Linked DNA regions of Mus musculus: region 2 is linked to region 1. The links are chromatin contacts, found by Hi-C in ENCODE. All regions are on one chromosome and are shown on one strand. Each heading gives the region's core, a stretch centred on a gene start or an enhancer-like site at or near the end of the contact. The rest is flanking DNA. Distances are from core to core; before and after follow the strand shown.

Evidence for each region. A loop is a pair of places that touch in the nucleus more often than their neighbours do.
Region 2: a loop to region 1 is called in a map of T-helper 17 cell, with 141 times the contacts of the local background. The contact joins the enhancer-like site here to the promoter of Ywhaq in region 1. A Hi-C loop is called at or near these places in 3 of 37 maps with a recorded cell type or tissue (T-helper 1 cell, T-helper 17 cell and T-helper 2 cell).

Annotation. Positions count from the first base shown.
Region 1 is chr12:21,415,415-21,420,795 of GRCm38, reverse strand. It overlaps Ywhaq (tyrosine 3-monooxygenase/tryptophan 5-monooxygenase activation protein theta), which reads left to right and starts at 3,360. Exons shown (of 5, transcript NM_011739.3): 1 at 3,360-3,998. The coding sequence starts at 3,705. It overlaps Gm4419 (predicted gene 4419), which reads right to left and starts at 2,914. Exons shown (of 4, transcript NR_166748.1): 1 at 2,714-2,914; 2 at 2,506-2,580; 3 at 1,962-2,166.
Region 2 is chr12:70,245,451-70,250,831 of GRCm38, reverse strand. It overlaps Trim9 (tripartite motif-containing 9), which reads left to right. Exons shown (of 14, transcript NM_001286388.1): 13 at 2,405-2,567; 14 at 4,381-5,381. The coding sequence ends at 4,443. Among named protein-coding and RNA genes, the nearest start is that of Gm38467, 17 kb to the right of the region's middle. Within about 2 kb of position 2,767, at least 1 of the 3 ENCODE cell types and tissues checked has a DNase peak (open chromatin) inside an H3K27ac peak, as active enhancers do.

The sequences.
Region 1 (5,381 bases), core at 2,111-4,610:
GGTCTACCCCTTTAACCCCAGATCTCTTGGGTTTGAGGCCAACTGTGGCCCACAGAGTGAGTTCCAGGACAACCAGGGCTATACAGAGAAACCCTGTCTCGAAAAGATTAAATTAAACACCCAGAATCCCATTAGACACTAAAGGAAGCCATCCAGCAATTCTTATCTGTGCTGATTACAGCAAAGATTCAAGAGATGGGTTTTCTTTTTCTTTTTTCTTTTTTGGTTTTTCAAGACAGGGTTTCTCTGTATAGCCCTGGCTGTCTTGGAACTCACTCTGTAGACCAGGCTGGCCTCGAACTCAGAAATCTGCCGCTAACACCGCCTGACCTAAGAGAGGTTTTCAATAACATTTCACAAGGCTCCCAAGCTCCTCTTAGCAGGATACCTTCCCCAGCCCCAAGCAGAGGGAAGGAAGAAACTAGGCAAAAACTAATACTACTTACTAGATAGTTGTGAGGCCACCCATATTTTCTTACGTGATAGCTGACTTAACTCTCTTGAGTTAGGAACTGTTTTTACAGGTTATAGGTCTAGGAACTGAGATCCAAAGAGGAACAAGATGCCCAAGGTCAAACCGTAAATATCAAGGACTGAGACTGAGGATCATCTGGCTGCAAAATGAATGTGCCTTGTTCTGTTCCAGTGACTTCTTCGTAGGGGAATCAGGAAAAATAAGATAACTACAAAGTACTTTCTTTGCTGACTGTTTTCTAAGAACCCTTTCCAACACATTGGCGTGATGCTAAATACCTCTTGTATGTTCTCGGATGAACTTCCAAGAAGACAGACTAGTCAGGGCCTTAGAATCCTTACAACCCCTATCAGAGCTGGAGAAGACTAGGAGGAACAGCCGCAGCAAAGATTCAAGGATGACACAAACACCACATGTGTCCATATATGTAGTTTTTGCTGCTGGGTAGCTGAGTGACCTGTCCATGACCATGATCAGGCTGTGTCTCATTTTCCTTTTTTTTTTTTTTTTTTTTTTTAAATTGGAGATGGTGTTTACAACATTTCCCTTTTAGTGGCATCAAGTATATTGAATGAGTTAATCCTTGCAGGATTTAAATGCAGTGTGACCCTCAATAAATAAATAAAATAGGGCTGGTGAGATGGCTCAGCGGGTAAGAGCACCCGACTGCTCTTCCGAAGGTCAGGAGTTCAAATCCCAGCAACCACATGGTGGCTCACAACCATCCGTAACGAGATCTGACTCCCTCTTCTGGAGTGTCTGAAGACAGCTACAGTGTACTTACATATAATAAATAAATAAATCTTTTAAAATAAATAAATAAATAAATAAATAAAATAATAACAAATAAAGCCACTCTAAATGTCAGCTTTTCTGTGTTCTGGGACTTGAAGTACCAAGAATTTTTTTTTCAGACACAAGCAGATTCTATGGAGTCCCTCAGATATTACAATTTCATAATGTGTCAGTTTTTGATTTCACATGATCATATGAGCTTGTTTGTGGTAAATATTTGGCACGTGCCTCTTTTGGGTAGGCCTCACTCAGAAACAACCTTTTTGACAATTTCCCTTCATATGTCTCCTCTCTCATCACCTCCATGGGCGTCTCCTCTCTATGGGCTGGGTTTGCTGCTCTAATTTAGGGAATCTTGAAATCCACTGCTTATACAGAAGGCATTTTATCCGTTGGGATTTCTGTGTGTCCAGCTCCACCCCAACCCACAGGAACATAAACGCTCGTGTGTCTTGCAGCCTGGCCTTGGGGATTCCAGAAATAACACCGGGCCGTCCGCCGCTGCACTGGAGCATAGTAAGGCGTTTCTGTATTAAGACAGAGTAGAGTCACTTTCCAACCAGGCCTCTCCTGGTCAAAGCACAAAGCAACCTTTACAAGTTGGGTAGGGAGGGGCAGCTGGGAGGAGATCTGAATTTCTGGAAGCTTCGTCTCTTCCCCCCCCCCCCCCCATCTGTGCTCAGTGTCAGACCTTCCTTTCTGCAGTCTTCGGTCTGCTTGGTTCCGTTTAGCATTTGAATCCACTTTGCCTGTGGCAGTCACTGAAGTTCTTTGAACCCTTGAGGAACTACTGGAACTGGCATCTCTTCAGAGCCCAGGTGGCAGTTTCATTCTTTGAGTCCGGTAGGACAGCCACCTCACTAGGAATTGGATTGAGGGCTAGGAAATAAGGGAGCCTATTTAAAGGAGAAAAATGTTAGCTGTGACCCTGAATACATGGCATCTGGGGCAAATGCTCTCATTTCAGAAGGGTGTTTATTGTGCAGAGAAAAACATGAGATCTTCACAAATATATCAGGAGAAAAAAAACCCATCACACACAAAAAACAAAAGCATGCATACATGCTTTACAGAGTACAAAGGTGTGTGTGTTCGGGGCAGGGTGTACTTAGACATTAATGTGGAAAAGTAGTAAAGAAATGTTTAAGAAATATGCTTCCGGGGATCGGGTAGTCACAGCTGTGTTTGTTCAAATCGTGCTTAATGTCATTTCCCCGTTTTAAAGAAATGCTTACCTGACGCTGCCACGCAGTCCTGCCCAGATCTCCTGAATCTACCTTTCCATAAGGGAATTGCTGGCTTTCGGGTGCCTGTGTGAAAACTTGAATTAAGCCACTTTCTCTGGGAACGAATCCTTTTTTAATGGGGATCAGGATATTTCTAATTTGTAGCCGAAACAGGAAAATTGTAAGGGTTGCATTTTAATGTCTTGGGGATACAAACCTTTGTCAAGAACAGGAAGGTAGAAGAAAGGAAGGCGCTTGTGCATCAAAAGGGCTAATTATCTCACCCCTGCCAAGTCCAGCTGCAGCCGCAGCAGCTCGAGAGCTGCAACGCCCCATCTGCAGTGGTTGCTGCTACAGGACACGCGGTCGCAGCCTCGGAGGTCGAAAGCACCTCCGGTCCCGTGCCGCACCCAGGAGTGCCGGGCTGGCGGGGAGGATGAGGGGAGTTGGAAAAGCATCGCCATGGCAACAGTGACGTCCATTCACCCTGGATCTAATTGGAGGAAACCCCGTGGCCGAAGCCGCAGCCTGCGGGCCAACCGAACCTACCCGAGCCGACCCACCCTCGGAGCCTCCGCTTCGCTTCCCGCCCCGCCCCCTGGGCCCCCTTCCGCGCGCTCGCCCCTCATTGGACAGAGGAGAAGCTAGAGGCGGGACTCCTTGGGGAGGTGCAGCGTTCTATTGGTCGGTGGCGAGCTCGTCGGCTCCGTGCTAGGCTGAGACGGGAGGGTCCTCGGCTAAAGCCCAAAGCAGATCAAAGTGGTGGGACTCGCGTCGCGGCTGCGGAGACTAGAAGGTGAGTGCGGACACAGCTCTGGGACTGCGGCTGCAACAGCCGCCGCGAGGTACCGAGGCCGGGTTGGCGGAGCACGGTCCTCATATCTGCTAGGCTACCGCGCGCCTGAGGTTCGGGCTGGGACGGGAAGGTGCGGCACCAACGGCCGCTTCCATCTTGGGCCGGGTGGGGCCCGCGCTCCGGCCTTGGGGAGGCGCGGCGGGCGGGCCGGAGGGCGCGGGCGGAAGGCGGCGGCCCCGTGAGAGGCCGGAGGACGCGCCGCCTCGTGCGCTGAGACAAAGCGGGCGTCCGGCTGCATTGTCTGACGCGCTCTCTCCTCGCTCCTTTTTGTCCTCGCCGGCGCCGCCCCGCCCCGCCCCTCGCGGCTCTCAGGAGGACTCCGGATCCGGCTCGGCGCTCGCCCTCGCTCGCCATGGAGAAGACCGAGCTGATCCAGAAGGCCAAGCTGGCCGAGCAGGCCGAGCGCTACGACGACATGGCCACCTGCATGAAAGCCGTGACGGAGCAGGGCGCCGAGCTGTCCAACGAGGAGCGCAACCTGCTGTCGGTGGCCTACAAAAACGTGGTAGGGGGCCGCAGGTCCGCCTGGAGGGTCATCTCGAGCATTGAGCAGAAGACCGACACCTCTGACAAGAAGTTGCAGCTGATCAAGGACTATCGGGAGAAAGTGGAGTCGGAGCTGAGGTCCATCTGCACCACGGTCCTGGTGAGTTGGCGCCGGCATTAGTGAGGGAGTAGGGCGGCGGGAGCGACACCCCTTTTGTGTGGTGTTCCCGATGGGGAGAAACCTGTGGGATAGAGAGTTTGTGATTTGAGCCCCAGGCTTCCTTCTTACCTGTTTCAGAGCTTTCTCGGGGGTGGGTAACTCTTTTTTTCCCAAGCTCTGGGGTACAAAAACTTGGGGGGAGTAGCCGCGTAGGCTTGCACAAGACTGAAAAAGACCTATTTAACCTTGTGCCAGGAGAGTGGTCCTGAGATCTGTAAGTTCTTTCATGTCGTAGAAGGCATGGGGACTTTTACCATAGAGATGCTAGAATTTCCCCAGCCCCCCAAGATTTAGGAGTGAAAAATCTAGACATGTTTTATTTTTCATGTAAGAATATGTTGAGCCTTTCCTTGCTAAAGAGGTGTGGGGGTGGGTGGGTGGATGAGTTCACTGGATGAAAAGGATACAGATAATTTGAAGAATACCATGCCCTGGTCAAATTTCACTATTTAATAGTGTTTGTTTGTTTGTTTTCTATTTGTTGCCTCACTTTAGTCCGGTGTATGGAAATGAAAGCATTTCTGGTGTGGATGGGCAAGGAAGGCTTTCCAGGTTTTGCACTATCCAGTCCCAACCGGGATGTTAACTGCTATGATTCACCCTTATTAGAGGGGGCACTTTTAAATCTTGAGTCATTCATTGCCCAGATCTCTTATTCAATAAAGCAAGTTTCTAAAATTTAAATAGCATGCCATAGAGTGTCAGATATTAATGCTGCAAACTGTGACTCCTGTTCACATTGATAGGTAGTTATAGACTGATGATGAAGTAGCTGCTGGGTTTGCTCTTCACATGCCACCTTTATATGAGGCAGCTGGTAGCTGATAGGCTTGCCCTGGATCTTTTTAGGTGTCTTTTATGCAGGGTTTCATAAGAGAAGGGAAAAAGGGGCTTTCCCTTCTAGCCTTCATTTCTTTATCACATCGAATCAATGGAACCTAGAACATTTTTCCCTGTTGTGTAAAACCTACCTGTTTTACTAAAACAAAAGAGATTATCTGAGCAAAATCATGGCTGATAGATACAGATGTTAGGGGTCAGAAGCAATCAGTTGGTAGTGAAGTGCAGAAAACTCTGTTTTGTAAAGATGCCATTTTGTTCTGTTAACATCTATGTGATCTTAAGTTCCAGTCCCTGTTTAGCTTAGGGGAGGCAGCTCTTTGGCCTGAATTTTTTTACATTCAAGAGATGTCAACTAGGATAGTAATAGCAGACTTTAATACCATATATTGATGGCTATTGTTAACACTTTGGGGTTTATTTACCCATGCAGTTCTGAATCACCAGATTTTTGTGTAAACTATCAGTTTAATTCTGAAACAA
Region 2 (5,381 bases), core at 1,518-4,017, about 49 Mb before region 1:
AGTCCTGTGCTGCATAATCTCTTAGCTCAGTCCACTCTACTGCTTTCCACGTAGCATAGAGATAGAGTTGTGTACCTTCCGCTTGGCCCTTCATTATTAAATTCCACCCAGGTCACAAAAGACAATCCCTGGGCATATCTATTATAGACAAACAACCCAGGATCTGGAAACCCAGACCTAGGACTTACCAGAAAAGTGTTTTGGGCCAAGGTACTTCTTCTTCTTCTTCTTCTTCTTCTTCTTCTTCTTTTTTTTTTTTTTTTTCTGAATTCTGGTTTGTCAATTCTCCAAATTCATATAATAATATGTTTCCATGCAGGAGAGGTCTGAAGACTACATGAGATGAGATTTGCAAAAATGTCTCCCGTTGGAAGTGCCTGGAAATGGAAGCCATTGTTCTAACAGTTATTATCAGCAATACCGCTTCTCAGAATAGAAGCCATTAGCGAAACTTGGTGTTAGGGATGCCAGTCCGGATAGCTTTATATGAGAACTCACTTGTTCTTGTGAGAAGCAGAACAGCCAGTCTGCTGAGAAAGGGAATAGAGTATCTATCTCCTTAAGTAATGTTCTCTATCACCAAAATATAGACAATTTTAACTTAATATACCCTATATAATCTCCCTTTTTATTTGCAGTCTCTTCAAATGTATTTCATTGTTTCTGGGCCAAAGCTGTCTTTTCATGACACTGGTCTGTCTTAATCACCCCCCCAGGAAACATTCTCTTTGGTGGCTCTGGGGGTGGGGTGGGGGGGATCCAGTTATGTTCAGTGAGATCAAAGGAAAAGCAGGCCCAACAGGGGCAGAATAATGACCTCACTCTCTCAGCTTCTCCTGTCAGTCACCACTGATGCTTTGCTAGTCAGTAGATTCTTAGAGCTTCCCAGCCCTCGGACATCCTCTGTCCTGCTCCATTCATGTCTGTTTTATTGGCTATCCCTTGAAGTAAGCACACAAAGCATTTTATATTGATATCAAATCCAAGTGGCTACAGATAGCAGGTCTCTTCAGCAGTTCACACTGGGGGTACTCTGTGACTAGCTACCTGATAGCATCACCCGTGCACTTGTGATCAGCCTCTTGATTCTGGAGCGCAGGGGTAAATAGGATCACCCCCATCGCGGCGATGCAGAGACGCACATTTCAGAAGCCGAACACATCTTGCATGCTAACTGAATGTCGCTTGTGCTGTCGCTGACAGGCTTGTAAATAGCAAGATTGCCTGTGGTGGTGTCCAGTCTGTCTTCTGCATGCAGAAGAAAGGAGTGATGTTTATAAATGTCTGTGCTCTGCTGAGATAGGATTCAGTTTTGCTAGCTTTCACACTGATGAGAGAAGACAGATCTGGCTATCTGTCCCTGATGGTGCTCTGCAGTCAACAGCTGCATCAAAAGACATAGTTCTTTGTAAGGTGGTGTTTATACTCGGATCTCTGGAAACCACTGAACTCCCTATAGTATAATTATGTCTCAGGAAGGTATCCCCTTCAATGCTGTCATTTTACAGAGAGAATCTAATGTCTTCATTCAAAGTCATTGTGCTGAAAGATTAGCATCTTTCCAGAGTGAGTTCCACTACTCCATGGAAAGCAGAAGGCTCTGAGTCCAGTACCTATCATATGTCCTGGGTTCGACCTAAGTACTTCTTTATTGTGACTTTCTGATTAAGTCATTTTGTAATAAATGCTGTTAGAGTCACACTGTACATGCTAAGTGCAGAGCAGAGCTGATGCCCTGTGGTAGCCAAAAGGCTGTTTGGGCTCAGTCTTGGTATTGTCTTCTGCTGTAGCTCAGTAGCAGAAAGTCCATTTATAACAATTCTCTCTCAGCAAGGCACAGTAAACAAGAGACTGTCATGAGAGGTGGCCGTCTCTGCAGGGGGTGGGAATTTGGGGGAGCAAAAAAAAATCTAAATCATATTTTATTATGTAAAGCACAGATACACAAAATATAAGTAGTATATAGTGTATCTAAGGCTTTAAGTTTTTATGTGAAAAGTGTTGCTTAGGGCAAAAAAAATGTGTTTTTTTAAAAAAAGCTAACCAACGGAGGGATGTAAAGAATCAAAATTCTGGTTTGACTGGGCCTGGTGGGACAGGCCTATAGTACCATCTTCTTGGGGGGTTGAAGCAGGAAGACTACAAGTTTAAGGTTTGCCTGAGTTATCATGGAGTTCAAGGCCAGCCTGGACAATTTGGTAAGATGCTGTCTCAAAATAAAAAGTAAAAAAGAGGGCTGGGGTAAAAGCCAGCGGCAAACTCACCTACTATACATGGGGCCAAGTTCAACCCTCAGAACCAAAGAAAAGCAAAGGAAGAATGCAGACTGGTCCAGCAAGCCACAAGGGAGAGATGTAAGATGAAAGCAAGCCGACGACATTCCACTTTTTCCCTTTTCCCACAGAACTGAAGGAGGGATCACAAAAGGGGCCACCATCGGGGTCCTCCTCGACTTAAACAGAAAGACATTAACGTTTTTCGTCAACAATGAACAGCAAGGCCCCATAGCGTTTGAGAACGTGGAGGGCCTGTTCTTCCCTGCTGTCAGCCTGAACAGGAATGTGCAGGTAAGCTTGTGGGCCCCAGGACTAAGGGCTTGCTCAGGTTGCTACTTCAAAGTCTGCCCAGGGGCAGTAAAATCCCCCCAAGCCCCAGCTCCGTGAGGGAAGCTGGTATAAGACCCAGAGTGAGACACACCAAAGACACCTTCCCATGTGCCTGCCACAGCCCAGTCAGCCACCCACGGGAGACAGACGCCTTCTCTACCCTGTCTATTTATCCTTTGCTCTAGTTTCTTCTTTAAGTAGACCTGAATGACTTCAACAGACTGGCTGCTGAGATGGCTCCTACCAGGCCCCAGGAATGCCCAGGAAAAGCAAATCTTAGGCACTTATCAGAAGTGTGAGCTGCTTTTTGTCCTTCACTCTTCATTGTGCAACAGGGCTGGGAAGCAGTAGCCCCGCCTGCGAGTTAGATACTTGCAGTTTCCCATAGAGACAGAACAAGGGGTCCTTCTCGCCCCTTTATTCAACAGCCATCTGCAGGGCTCTTTGAGCATGCCAGGCTCTACTGTAAATATTTGCTATCCATCAGCGGGAGAAAAAAAAAAAAAAACAGATACAAACCTTACCTTCCTGAAACTTATATTCTGGTTACAGATCATAACCATGTGATTTCTAAGGTACGTTAGAGGGTCAGAGTATGGCAAAGGGATCAGCAATACTGGGAACATGCTAAATAAACAGCCACAGGCTTAAGCGGGGTGGTCAATCAGCTGGTCTTATTATAGTTGCTGCTTATCTGAGTCCTGAAGGAGGGAAGGTAGCAAGCTGTGTAGAGATTTCAAAACAGAAGGCATAGCATGAGGAGCTTTGGGTGGGCAGAGAATGGTAAAGAGGGGATTCATAGCATGCAAGGAATGTGGGTGATGCCCTGCCAACCACTGTTAGAATTCAGGGCTTCACTGCCATCCTGATTTGGGCTTCTCATTGCCCGATATAAACCTCACTAACCTTAAAATAGGACCTGAGAGTCAAACGCTGTAGGGTTCATGCCCTAGCTACAGCCACAGTCTTAAAAGCTCTTTTAAGTTGTTTCCTGTTTATGAGTAGGGGTAGTGAAACTGCTTACAGCCCAGCGGGACCTGATTTCCAGCTTCCTGCAAGGAGATGGGATTATCTGAGGAGCTGGAATCTAATTCTTCAGAGGTCAGCCTGTACACCAGGAGATAGAAAACCTTAAATTTTTATAGGAGTCAATCTAAGAAAAACCTCGTTCAAAGTTTTTCACCTTTTCAGCCATTTCCCTTCCAAAGACTATCATGCTGGCCATGCTTCGGGATTTTCAAGGGTGTTCTAGTGCCTTTAGACAAAGACTCTTGATGGGGGTGATACAGATAAGAAGGTAGAAATGGCCATATTTATGATATGCTTCTAGTGTTTCCCATAACTCTCCACATAGTTTGAGGTAGAGTAGAAATTGTTGAAATAGCCTAAGTGCCTATATTCCTTCCCACTATAAAGCCTTTCCCGAAATCACAGATAGATAGGTTGGAACTCACAGACAAGCTAATCTGATCTCTGTCCACGGACTTGACCGTGACCTGCAGATGAGCACCTTGACCTCAGCCATAAGAAACGTACCCTCCCCCCAACCTTTTTTTAAAAGTGGGTATTGTGTATCCTGGGTTTGGAAGGCCACTATGATGGCCAGGCTTTTAGCACAGCTAGTATCCTGCTAGAAGACCCTTCAATGTCTTCTAGGATAGATGTTCAAGAGAAGTGAACAGGCCTTTATTGAACTGAGGGCACACAAACCACACTGGCGTTCCCTGCAAGGGTAAGCATGGTGCCCTGCATAGCTTATAGTCTCATTCCCCAGGTCACGCTCCACACCGGGCTTCCGGTCCCCGACTTCTACTCCAGCCGAGCTTCCATAGCCTAAGGGTGTGCTGTGGAGGCACTGGCTGTCCCTGAGACGGACAGCCCTGAGCCAGCAGCCTCAGCGGACAGTCGTACAAGGATGAGAAGAGCTGGTCCTCAGCCGCCATCTTCACCCTTAAAAGCTCCGCCCTTTCCCATCAGCCTCTCCGCATCACTGAACCCAGGCTCCCTTCCTCACCCAGAAACTCGACCGCACAGAGGAGCTCGGCAGCCCACCGCTCCCCTTTGTTCTCACTTCCACGTGTTGTTTTTCTTTAATTTAGTGGGGGGTTTTGTTGTTTGTTTTTGGTTTTTTTGTGTTAACGTAGGTTGAATTACTTTTGATTCTTTTCCGATCATGTTTTGGTGACTTACCTACCTACCTGGCACTGCCAAAAGAAATTCTCCTGGAAACTTTTTTTTCTTGAGCTTTTGGACAAGCAAAGATGTTCTAGGAGAGCAGGTGGGAAAGAAGCCAGATTTAGAGTTTGCCGTTTGACATCTAGAGTGTTCTTGCCCTGATTCTTGTCGTGATGTTAGCTCTTTGTGGCTACTTCTTGGGAGGTGAGCAGAGTGCACTTGGCGTCCAGAAGTCTTAATACAACCTGAAGCACAAATACATCGGCTACACTGGCTCACGGCAGGGTAAGGACCTTTGACATAGGCTCTAGGCACTGGGAAAACCAGGAGACTCAATGATTTGACTCATATGACTAATACAAGTTTTTAATTAAGAACTACTATGATCCAGGCACTGTTCAGGACACTAGAATGCTGTGTTCATGAACACCCTGTCTTCCTGGAACCTATATTCTTATGTAATAAAGCAACAAGTAACTTCAAGTTGTTCTAAGTAAGGAAACATGCCCAAGACGGTGTCACTGACAAACCCTGAGATTGATGCTGAACCCACACACTCTGGCTATCACACCAGACAAGTACCAACCCAATGCTTTCCCA